2 separate regions of the Homo sapiens genome follow, and region 1 is linked to region 2. A link is a loop called in an ENCODE intact Hi-C map of the cell type or tissue named here. Cell type or tissue: B cell. All regions are shown on one strand. Each heading gives the region's core, and the rest is flanking DNA. Links, peaks and the distances in the headings are about the cores only.

Region 1 (5,381 bases), core at 218-5,217, 400 kb before region 2:
CAGGGGTTCAAGATCAGCCTGACAAACATGTTGAAACCCCATCTCTACTAAAAATTAGAAAATTAGCCATGCGTGGTGGCTAACGCCTGTAATCCCAGCTACTTGGGAGGCTGAGGCAGGAGAACCGCTTGAACCCGGGAGGCAGAGGTTGCAGTGAGCCGACATCACGCCATTGCACTCCAGCCTGGGCGACGAGTGAAACTGTCTCAAAAAATAAATAAAAATGAAAATGTTTCCTACTGTGATTCTTCTAACAGTGATGCAGTCAGTGATGTCCTGTGGGCTTTCGGCCGATTGTGACGTGGTCTGTCTATTGTAGAGGACATGCCTGGATTGGCACCTCACGGAGTGTGTTGCAAGCTGGTGTCACACACACATGTAGCTAATCAAGTTTGGACAAGGAGAACAGAAAACTGCATAGATTAGAATCAGTAGTGGCTGGTCTCCTGGTTACTGGTTTGCAAGTTGCATTCCGTTCCCTAAATCTTTTCTCTTGAGTTTCTTGAGCAAGGGGTCTGGGGTCTGAGCTACCAAGGCCCTGCATGCTCATGTTACCTTGTGAACTCATCTTACCAATGCCAACAGCATAAGTTAATCTGTATTTTTTTTTTTTCTCATTCATATAGTTTACTTAATCTGCGTACAGATGATTGAATTCTGTGGTTTGCAAACTTAGCATTGGAAAACTTAGATTCCCCTGGAGGGCTTGGTAAGCAGAGGCCACTGGGCCCTCCACCCCACAGAATAAGATTTCAGTACTTCTGGAGTGGTACAGAGCATTTGCATTTCAAGTAGTTTCCAGGTGATATTGGTGCTGTTGGTCCAGGAACCGCCCACTGGGAACCACGACTGTGTGCATGCACATCATGGGTACAGCTAAATACAGGATGTTTTTGTCTTGTGTTTAAAATGGACATTCACCTTTGGAGCAGATGAACGGATAATTTTATGATTTTTGGACATCCAGCCACCAGAGGAGTTATGTAGAATAGCACTTTAATGAATGGCAATCAAGAAGTCAAAGACAAAAATCATTCTGTAACATCCATCCTGTTCCTCCACTGGACTAGGGTACTTGGCAATATAGCATGGCACCCATTACAGGGCATTTTTTAGCTTAAAGGTACACTCAAATTGTATGAAGCAAATACTGAGCAATCATTCATGCATTGGTTGTATATTGAAAAGCCAAAAATAGCCTTTTCTCAATACATAGTGAAGCTTTGGGAAAAAAAAATGGAGTGTTTGCATGTTGTTTTAAAGTGTTGGTTGTAAGTATTGCAAGAACAGTACTAAATACTAAAACGCATGTCCTAAAAATCCATGATCAGGATTCACTTTATCCTGATTTTGTAATGCCTTTAAGTGCAGTGCTAGAAAGGAACAGAGTGTATCTAATAACTTGAAATATGATGTTGCCTCTAGGCTAGTATTAATTTTTGTAAAAAGGATTATAATTTTCCTTGAACTTAACTATGTAGCACAGGTCAGATGGTGAGAGAGGTAAGTCCCTGAATAGCTACTTAAAAAGCAACCAGTAACCTTTCAACTACCGTATTAACCTTTACTAGGCACCCACAGCTATCTGAGTTTTTATGAGAAAGGGCAAGATCTTTGAAGCATAGGAAATGAATATCATACTCTACCCACTCCTTTTGGAAGGCCCTTTTTACAGTTCTATTAATAACCTGGGGCTTTTTTGTTTTTGTTTTTTTTTTTTTTTACTCTTAGCTGAGATATCATTAAAACAAGACTGGAAAGATTTTGACATTTCATTTTTGCTTTGACAGGTAACAAGGTGCTGTGGATATTTTGTTTTGAAAGAGGGGTAGGTCAATCTGTTGGATGTTTGGTCTACATAGTGTTATAATTCTAAGCCAACAAACTTTAAAGAGTGGAGAAATTAATCCAGGGGAAATGATAGCAGGCATTCTTTTGCCTTTTGGGAATACTTTTCCTTAATCAAATGCTTAGGTGGGTAGTGACCTCTCAGTGCTCTCCTGTCACCTGTGAGTGACACAAAATAGGAGCTATAAACTAGATTAAATTAAATTAAATAATTATATAGACCAGACTTGGTGGCTCACACCTGTAATCCCAGCCCTTTGGGAGACCAAGGAGGGTGGCTCACTTGAGGTCAGGAGTTTGAGACCAGCCTGGCCAACATGGTGAAACCCCTTCTCTACTAAAAATACAAAAATTAGCTGGGTGTGGTGGCGGCACCTGTAATCCCAGCTAGTTGGGAGGCTGAGGCAGGAGAATCACTTGAACCTAGGAGGCAGAGGTTGCAGTGAGCTGAGATCACACCACTGCACTCCAGCCTGGGCATCAGAGTGAGACTCTGTCATTCATAAATAAATAAATAAAGTCATATGGTGACAGATTCAAGAAAGGAGATAAAAATAAGAAAGAATATGATTAATTTAAATCAGCGGGCAGCAAATCTGGCCCACTACAAGTTTTTTGTATGGCCTGTAACGAAAGATTTTTACATTTTTAAGTGGTTGAAGCGGAAAAGTAAAAAAAATAAAAATAAAAAATAAAATAAATTTGTGACATGGGAAAATTACATGAAATTCAAACTGAAGTTTTATTGGAACGCAGCCACTCTCAATTTGTTTATGTATTGTCAATGGCTGCTTTCACACTGTGGCAAAGTTGAATAATTGTGATAGAGCCCATATGGTCTCAAAGCCTAAAATACACGCTCTCTGGGCCTTTGTGAAAAACTTTGCTGATCACTGATTTCAGTGGCGTGATGAGACGGATTGTGGCACTGGTGGAAACGGGAGAGCAGCCCTTTGGAGCAGCCACAGTGGGAAGCAGGTTTGGTGTGGGCAGCAAGCAACAATGGACAGTAGTGTGACATCCAGAGCTCCTTCTCGGTCCGCTGGACCTATCAGCAGTGTCTGACACCGTCCATCCCTCTCCTTGCCAGGCTTTTCCTCCCTTGGCTTCTAGAACACCACTCTCTCCTGGTTTCCCTCCTACCTCTCCAGCCTTTCTTTCTGTATCTCTCTTACTGGTTCTTCCTCATCTCTGAAACTTCTAAACATTGGCATGCCTCAGGGCTCAGCACTTGCACTTCTTCCTTTTCTTGTCTACACTAACTCCCTAGGGTGTTTGGAGGATTTGGGGACTGATCAAAGAGAAAGACATGACCATGAGATGGCAGCAGCACACACATATTTTATTGGTGATGGTGACACTCTGACAGGTTTGCATAGGGGTAGGGGGATGTCCCTTAGAGCAAGAGTCTGTGCAAAGAGCACACACTACAGGTGTTGCTACTCAGAAGGAGAGGAGGAAAGGCAAGGATACCCCCGAGGGAGGGGAGAGTCAGAAACAAGGCTTATGTGTCTAGGTGGTGTTGCACAGCAGTACAGAGGGGAGTCTCTGGGTCAGAGAGCTCCGAAGGACAGGGACGGCTTGAGGTTTGTGTTTTTGTTTTTGGCTTTATTTTTCTGAGACAGGGTCTCACTCTGTCACCCAGGCTGGAGAGCAGTGGCATGATCTCAGTTCACTGCAACCTCCACCTCCCAGGCTCAAGTGATCCTCCCACCTCAGCCTCCCAAGTAGCTGGGACTACAGGCGCATGCCACCACATATAGCTAATTTTTGTATTTTTAGTAGAGACAGGGTTTCATTACATTGCCCAGGCTGGTCTTGAACTCCTGAGCTCAAGCGATCTGCCTGCCTCGGCCTCCCAAAGTGCTGGGATTAACATCGCACTTAAGGTCTTATAACCACAAGGCTCTATGTTATCAATGGCCAACAGATGCTGGGTATAGTTTCACCGGGTATGTACCAGCAAGGCCCTGAATGGCTAAAAATTGGCATAAAATTTGTTTAAAATAATTGGATGTGTAAAAATTTGAGTTTGGCTTCTGCAGTAATCAGTGTCAGCCTGCAATGAAGAAATAAACAATCTATGAGCCAATAAACAGAGGCCATCTTTCACTCATTTATATAACTCTAGGTGATCTCACCCAGTTTTAAGGCTTTAAATACCGTCTCTATGATGATGACTCCCACATGCAGTCTTCAACACAGGCCTTTTCCTCCAGCACTGGCTCATATACCCAGCTCAACACCTCTGCTGGGTATCTATTCACGTCTCAAACTTAACAAGTTCAAATCTGAGCTCCCCATCTCTACCCTTCCAAACCAGTCCCTCCTGCAGTCTCCCCATCTGTTTTCCCAGATGCTCAGGCCTAAAGCCTTGGTATTCTCCTCTCATTCCCTCATGCCACACCAAAACCAGCAGCCCTACGTGTCAGCTCTGTCTCCAGAATAGATCTAGAATTCTACCACTTCTCCCCATTCCCAGTGCCACCACCTTGGACCCTGCCATCACAATGACCCACCAGGGTCATTACAGTGCCCTCCTTATTGGTTTCTGTGTTTCTGCCTTCACTTCCCCTACAGCCATCACTCAACCCAGCAGCCAGTGTTGTTATAAACATAAAGCAAATCCTATCAGTCATCCGTTGAGAACTCTCCAATTGTAAAACAAAAGTCCTTACCAGGACCTACAGAGAGCCCTGCGTGACCTGGCCCCTGCTGCCTCTCTAAGCTCACCTCCTACGACAGTCTCCCACTCTGGCCTCTTGTTCTTCTTCAAACATGCCAAACACATTCCTGACCCAGGGCCTTTGCACCTACTATTCCCTCTGCCTGAAATGTCCTTGCCCCAGGTGTCCACATGGCTCACACCCTTTCTTTAGGTCTTTCATCAACAGATACTTTCTCAGTGAAGCCTGTCATATATGTGAGTGTCAGGATCCTGGACTGCAGAATTGTAATTACTGCAATTAATTAATTATTTCAGCACCTGAAATCTCCTGATTATATTATGTGTTTGTTGTTCGTTTGTTTGTTTTGAGACAGAGTTTCGCTCTTGTTGCCTAGGCTGGAGTGCAGTGGCACGATCTCAGCTCACTGCAACCTCCATCTCCTGGGTTCAAGTGATTCTCCTGCCTCAGCCTCCCGAGTAGCTGGGATTAGAGGCAACTGCCACTACACCCAGCTATTTTTTTGTATTTTTAGTAGAGTAGAGTTTCACCATGTTGACCAGGCTGATCTCCAACTCCCGACCTCAGGTGATCTGCCTGCCTCGACCTCCCAAAGTGCTGGGATTACAGGGGTGAACCACCCACCCGGCCTCCTGATTATACTATGTTTTACAGTGGCATGGTGTGTATTTTCATTTTGTAATAATAGGACCCTTTCTTTCCTCCTGTCCCAGCTCTGTGTTATAACTCCTTCTCGATAAACTTGTCATGATATTATAAATCATGACAATATATTCAAATAAGAAAATAAATCTAAAAGTTAAATTACAGGTGGCTGCATCTGCACACAGATTTGGAGGATGGGGC
Region 2 (5,381 bases), core at 204-5,203:
CTCCTGGCCTCAAGTGATCCTCCTGCCTTGGCTTCCCAAAGTGTTGGGATTACAGGCGTGAGCCACTGCACCTGGCCAGTTTGGCTTTTCAATGGTTAAAGTGAAATGAAGTCCTACCAAACCAATAAAGCTGTGATTAACAGAAAAATATTTTCTACTGCCTCAGTTTCTAGTTAATTTGAATTAAATTCAATTAAAAATTCAGTCCCTGATCACAGGAGCCGCATTTCAAGAGCTTGGTAGCCACATGTGGTTGGTGGCTGCCACAATGGACTTTGCAGCTCTGTGTGAAACCACACTTCCCCTACTGCTCTCTCAAAACGGGAATGTTTTCTTCCCTGTGCTTTTTGAGTATCTGTGGGCTTGAGGGTGGGGTGGGTGGGGTGAGTGTCTTTTCTGCCAGTCATTGCTGCTTTCCTGGAACATTCTTCCTCCTTCCCATAACAAACTGTTTCTCCCACACCCTGTGGTTACCTTCATCTACCAAAGCCTGGGTACAAACATTCTTCCTTGGAGATTTCACTTTCTGAATCATTGCCACTTTCTCTAACACTTTCCTGTCCTTGGTGATATCAGTAGCTTTGTAAATAATATTTCCAAAATACTGGCCTCTCAGTTTCCTGCCAGTGATCCTGTCATCTCCCCAGCCTTTCATTCCCATGGTCATATCCCAGAGCTCTCCTATCAAATAGCGACACCCTTTCCATAACGGAAATGACATGAGTCCCATTCCCCTCCACTGTTCACTCCCCCTGGCACCCTCCCTGTGCTGAGGCCACCAGTGCATCCATCCCAGCTTCTCTGCTCATGATCCACCTAATCTCATGCTCTCACTGACTGCCCTGCCAGCTGTAATGAGACTGTCAGCTGCTGGAATCTCTTCCTTGTGTGTGCTCAAGGCCCTTGCCCTGTCTTGCTCCATCACATCCCTCTTATTATTTTCATCTCACCTCCAAGTCTGAATCTGCACCCACACAGCTGAACCTGGCTGGGGAAAGCAAGCAGCACCTAAGGTCCCTCATGGTCATGGCCACTAACTGGCCTCAGTTGACCCCAAATCTATGACAGTTCCCTTCAACCTCCCATTCTCCTAGATGCTATTTTACTATCTGTAAAAGGACACAAAAGACCTCCACTTTGCTAAATTCATTTTCCCCCTGAATATATCACTTAGGAAAGTTAATGATACCCTGTTTTCCTGATTTGTAAAAGGCAGATAACGTTGAATATAACTTTACACAACTTAGGTAAATCACATATCAAAAGTCTGCTTGTCAAAAATTAGAGATGCTGGCTGGGCACGGTGGCTCACACCTGTAACCCTAGCACTTTGGGAGGCCAAGGTGGGTGGATCATTTGAGCCCAGGAGTTTGAGAACAGTCTAGACAACATGGTGAAGCTCGGTCTCATTATGTTAAAAACAATTTTAAAAAATTAGAGATGTTAGGCCTGGCATGGTGGCTCATGCTTGTAAACCCAGTGCTTTGGGAGGCCCAGAGGGTCACCTGAGGCCAGAAGTTCAAGACCAGTCTGGGCAACAAAGCGAGACTCTGTCTCTACAAAAAAATAAATAAATAAAAAATAAAAATAAAAACTAGGGGCTGTGGTGGTGCTTGCCTATAGTCTTAGGTAATCAGGAGGCTGAGGTGGAAGGATCGCTTGAGCCCAGGAGTTTGATGCTCCAGTGATCCGTGATTGTGCCACTGCACTCCAGCCTGGGCGACAGAGTGAGTCCCTGTCTCAAAAAAAAAAAAAAAAAAAAAAAAAATCACATGCCAAATATGCTCTGATAGGATTTGGAATTTTCCACATTAAAAAGAAAGAAAGAAAAAAAGGCCAGGCGCAGTGGCTCATGCTTGTAATCCCAGCACTTTGGGAGGCCGAGGCCGGTGGATCACCTGAGGTCTGGAGTTCGAGACCAGCCTGACCATGGAGAAACCCCATCTCCACTAAAAATACAAAATTAGCCAGGTGTGGTGGTGCATAACTGTAATCCCAGCTACTCGGGAGGCTGAGACAGGAGAATCGCTTGAACGCGGGAGATGGAGGTTGTGGTGAGCCGAGATCGCACCATTACACTCCAGCCTGGGCAATAAGAGAGAGACTCTGCCTCAAAAAAAAAAAAAAAAGAGAGAGAGAAAGCTCTGCCTGTTTACCCGATCCTAAGCTGAATGTTGCTAAGCTGAATGTCGCATCTGTGCCTGAGCTGGGTGGGTAAGCATGAACTGCTGAGCCTGGGGTGGTGGAGAAGACCTGGATTCCCTGTGGCTGTCCTGTCAAGATGAGAAAGATGTGCAGCAAAGAGACTGCGGCCGATAATCTTATGAACTTTTTTCTGACAATAAATTGCTAATTACTGTTCTTACTAATTCCAAGCTAAGGGCCATTCTCAATTGGTGTAGGATTGAGCGTATACATAATCACATAACCGAGACTTCCGCAGTAGAAGCTGAGACGCGCGCGCCACCTAGAGGGAGCCTTGTGTGCCGGGGGAGTGTGGGCCGTCAGGGAAGCAGGTTCTCTCTGCCTCTACTCGCTGTGCGTGCCATTACCAAGGTGCCTGAAGGTCTAATTCTTTCTTTCCCCATCTGTAAAATGAGGATAATAATCACTATGACAGATGGCTGCAGTAAAGTTTAATGCGACCATGCCTGTAAGGCATCGATAATGTGCCCCAAATCGTCTAAGTTTTCAGGAAATAAACAGCAGCAATTATAACACATGCAAGCCATGAACCCAAGTAGGTCATCTGCGCTGAACAAACCCTTTCATCGAGTATCGTTGACTTCTGGCTTCAGGTGCGACATACACACTCTGCACCAAAAGGTGAAGAATTCTGGCCACACTCAGTGGCTCACGCCTGTGATCCCGGCCCTTTGGGAGGCCGAGGCGGGAGGATCGCTTGAGCCCAGGAATTCAAGACTAGCCTGGGCAACATAGTGAGACCCTGTCTCTATTAAAAATAAATAAATAAATAAATAAATATTTTTTTTAAAAAAAGGTGAAGAATTCTGAACTACATAATCTCCTGTTACCCTTTGAATCTCTTCATCTACCTCAGAAATGCTGCGTGTGTTTGCAACACATCATCATAGAAACAGGCATCATGACCGTTTAAGTGTAGGGCTTTCCAGGATGGCAGAGGCATTATTAGAGGGCAGATTAATTGCTGTCATCTCAGTGTGCAGGAGCTTGAAATGCTGTGTGCATGTGCTGCCATCTTGTGGTACCTTGGGGGAACATGTATCTGATTATTCTGGAGTCGCTAGCTGACTGGGTGAGTTCTAACCTTTTTGAGCAGGGTTACATGTTACATACATATACACGGTACATAGGCACCCATAAAGCCACACCAAAAATGGTGTCCCAGACAGTGGGTTATTTCACCCATCAAATTATTCACAGGTTACTCTAAGTGTGGGAGAAGAGAGGACAAGGCACATCCGTGCCTAAGGAGGAAACACATGCCCCTTTGCAGACCCGGGGGGCTGTCCTGTGGAGGGAGGCCCTGTTTCCTAAGTGCTTCCGAGGGAAGCAGATCTAGGAAACTGAAGGCCTTAGAGATTCAGCTCAAGATGTACCAACTCTAGACTGAACTCCTCAGTTCTGCTGGTGTGCCAGCACTGCTCGCTCCCAGCCCCTCAACACACACCTTAACTCATTCTCTGGAAAGCTACACACATTCCAAGTAAGAGCGTGGCAGTGTCAGTCCCCAGGCTGCTCTGGACATTCACACACTGAAGGGCATTGGGGTTGTGTCCAGTTTGGGACTATTATGCATAAATCAGCTATAAACACTTGTCTACGGGCTTTCGTGTGAACTAAGTTCTCATTTCTGTTGGCTAATTCCGAGAACAGTTAAGTATTAGGTCATATGGTAGTTGCATGTTTAGCTTTTATTTTTTTTTTTTTCTTTCTGAGATGGGTTCTTGCTTTGTTGCCCAGGCTGGAGTGCAGTGACATGATCATAGCTCACGGTTGTCTCTAATTCGTGGGCTCAAGTAATCCTCCTTCCTCAGCCTCCAGAGCAGCTGGGAGGCCACCACACCTGGCTTATTTTTAAAAGTTTTTGTAGAGATAGGGGGTCTCCCAATGTTACCCAGGCTGGTCTCAAACTCCTGGGCTTAAACAATACTCCCACCTTGGCCTCCGAAAGTGCTGGGATTACAGGCATGAGCCACTGTGCTCGGCTGCATGTTTAATTTTGTTGTTGTTGTTTTGAGATGGAGTCTTGCTCTGTCACCCAGGCTGGAGAGCAGTGGCACAATCTCGGCTCAGTTCACTGCAACCTCCTCCTCCCAAGTTCAAGCGATTCTCCTGCCTCAGCCTCCCAAGTAGATGGGATTACAGGCAGGTGCCACCATGCCCAGCTAATTTTGTCTTTTTAGTAGAGACAGGGTTTCACCATGTTGGCAAAGCTGGTCACCAACTCCTGACCTCAGGTGATCCACCCGCCTCAGCCTCCCAAAGTACTGGGATTACAGGCGTGAGCCACTGTGCCCGGTCTTTTTACACTGTTTTTGTCTGGCTTTGGTATGAGGGTAATACCTGCTTTCTGGAATGAGTTGGGAAGGGTTCCTTTTCCTTCTATTTTCTGTAGAGTTGGTCTTAACTCCCCTTTAAATCTTTAATAGAATTCTCCAGTGAAACAATCTGGGTTGGAGATTTCTTTTTCAGGAAGTTAACTAAAAATTCAATTTTCTAATAGTTATGCAGCTATCCAAATTACCTATTTCAATTAGGTGAGTTGCGGTAGTTTGTACTTTACAAGGAATTGGTCCATTTAATCTAAGTTATCAAATTTATGTATGCAGAGTTGTTTGTAGCATTTCGTTATCCTTTTGATGTCCGCAGCGTCTGTAGTGATTTCCTCTGTTTCACTCCTGATATTGGTAACTGTGTACTATAATTTCTAAAATCTATAAGCGATATTAGTAATTTTTTTCTTCGTCAGTCTTGTCAGAGCTTGGTCAGTTTTACAGATCTTTTCAAAGAACACACTCTTGACTCCACCAACTTTTTCTAATGTTATTCTGTTTTTCATTTCATTGATTTCTGCTCTTTATTATTTCCTTTCTTGTGCTGGTTTTAGGCTTATTTTGCTCTCTTTTTTTAAGTTCTTCTTTTTTTTAAATAACATAAATATTGATGAGATCTCACTGTGTTGCCCAGGCTGGTCTTAAACTCCTGGGCTCAAGTGATTCTCCTGCCTCAGCCTTCCAAAGTTCTGGGATTACAGGCATGAGCCACTGTATTTGGTCGTTTTTCTAAGTTCTTGAAGGAGAGTTTAAGTTTTTCATTTGAGACTTTTCCTCTTTTCTGAGGTATGCATTTAGTGCTACAAATTTTCCTCTTAGCCTTGCTTTAACTGTTCTCACAAA

What was found. A loop is a pair of places that touch in the nucleus more often than their neighbours do. Peaks named below come from ENCODE experiments on the same cell type or tissue, not always from the same donor. Only the 100,000 strongest peaks of a DNase experiment are listed, where the experiment ranks them.
Region 1: a loop joins it to region 2, with 21 times the contacts of the local background. A loop is called at or near these places in 40 of 110 quality-filtered maps.

Annotation. Positions count from the first base shown.
Region 1 is chr20:5,931,783-5,937,163 of GRCh38, reverse strand. No RefSeq gene overlaps it. Among named protein-coding and RNA genes, the nearest start is that of TRMT6, 16 kb to the left of the region's middle. RefSeq lists a silencer at 3,167-3,216. In B cell, for the core only: no CTCF peak of the experiment used is centred there; a DNase peak (open chromatin) is centred at 3,143.
Region 2 is chr20:5,526,914-5,532,294 of GRCh38, reverse strand. No RefSeq gene overlaps it. Among named protein-coding and RNA genes, the nearest start is that of LINC01729, 20 kb to the right of the region's middle. RefSeq lists enhancers at 2,185-2,254, 2,894-3,435. In B cell, for the core only: CTCF peaks have their summits at 2,271, 2,471 (motif pointing left) and 3,206 (motif pointing left); DNase peaks (open chromatin) are centred at 2,464 and 3,214.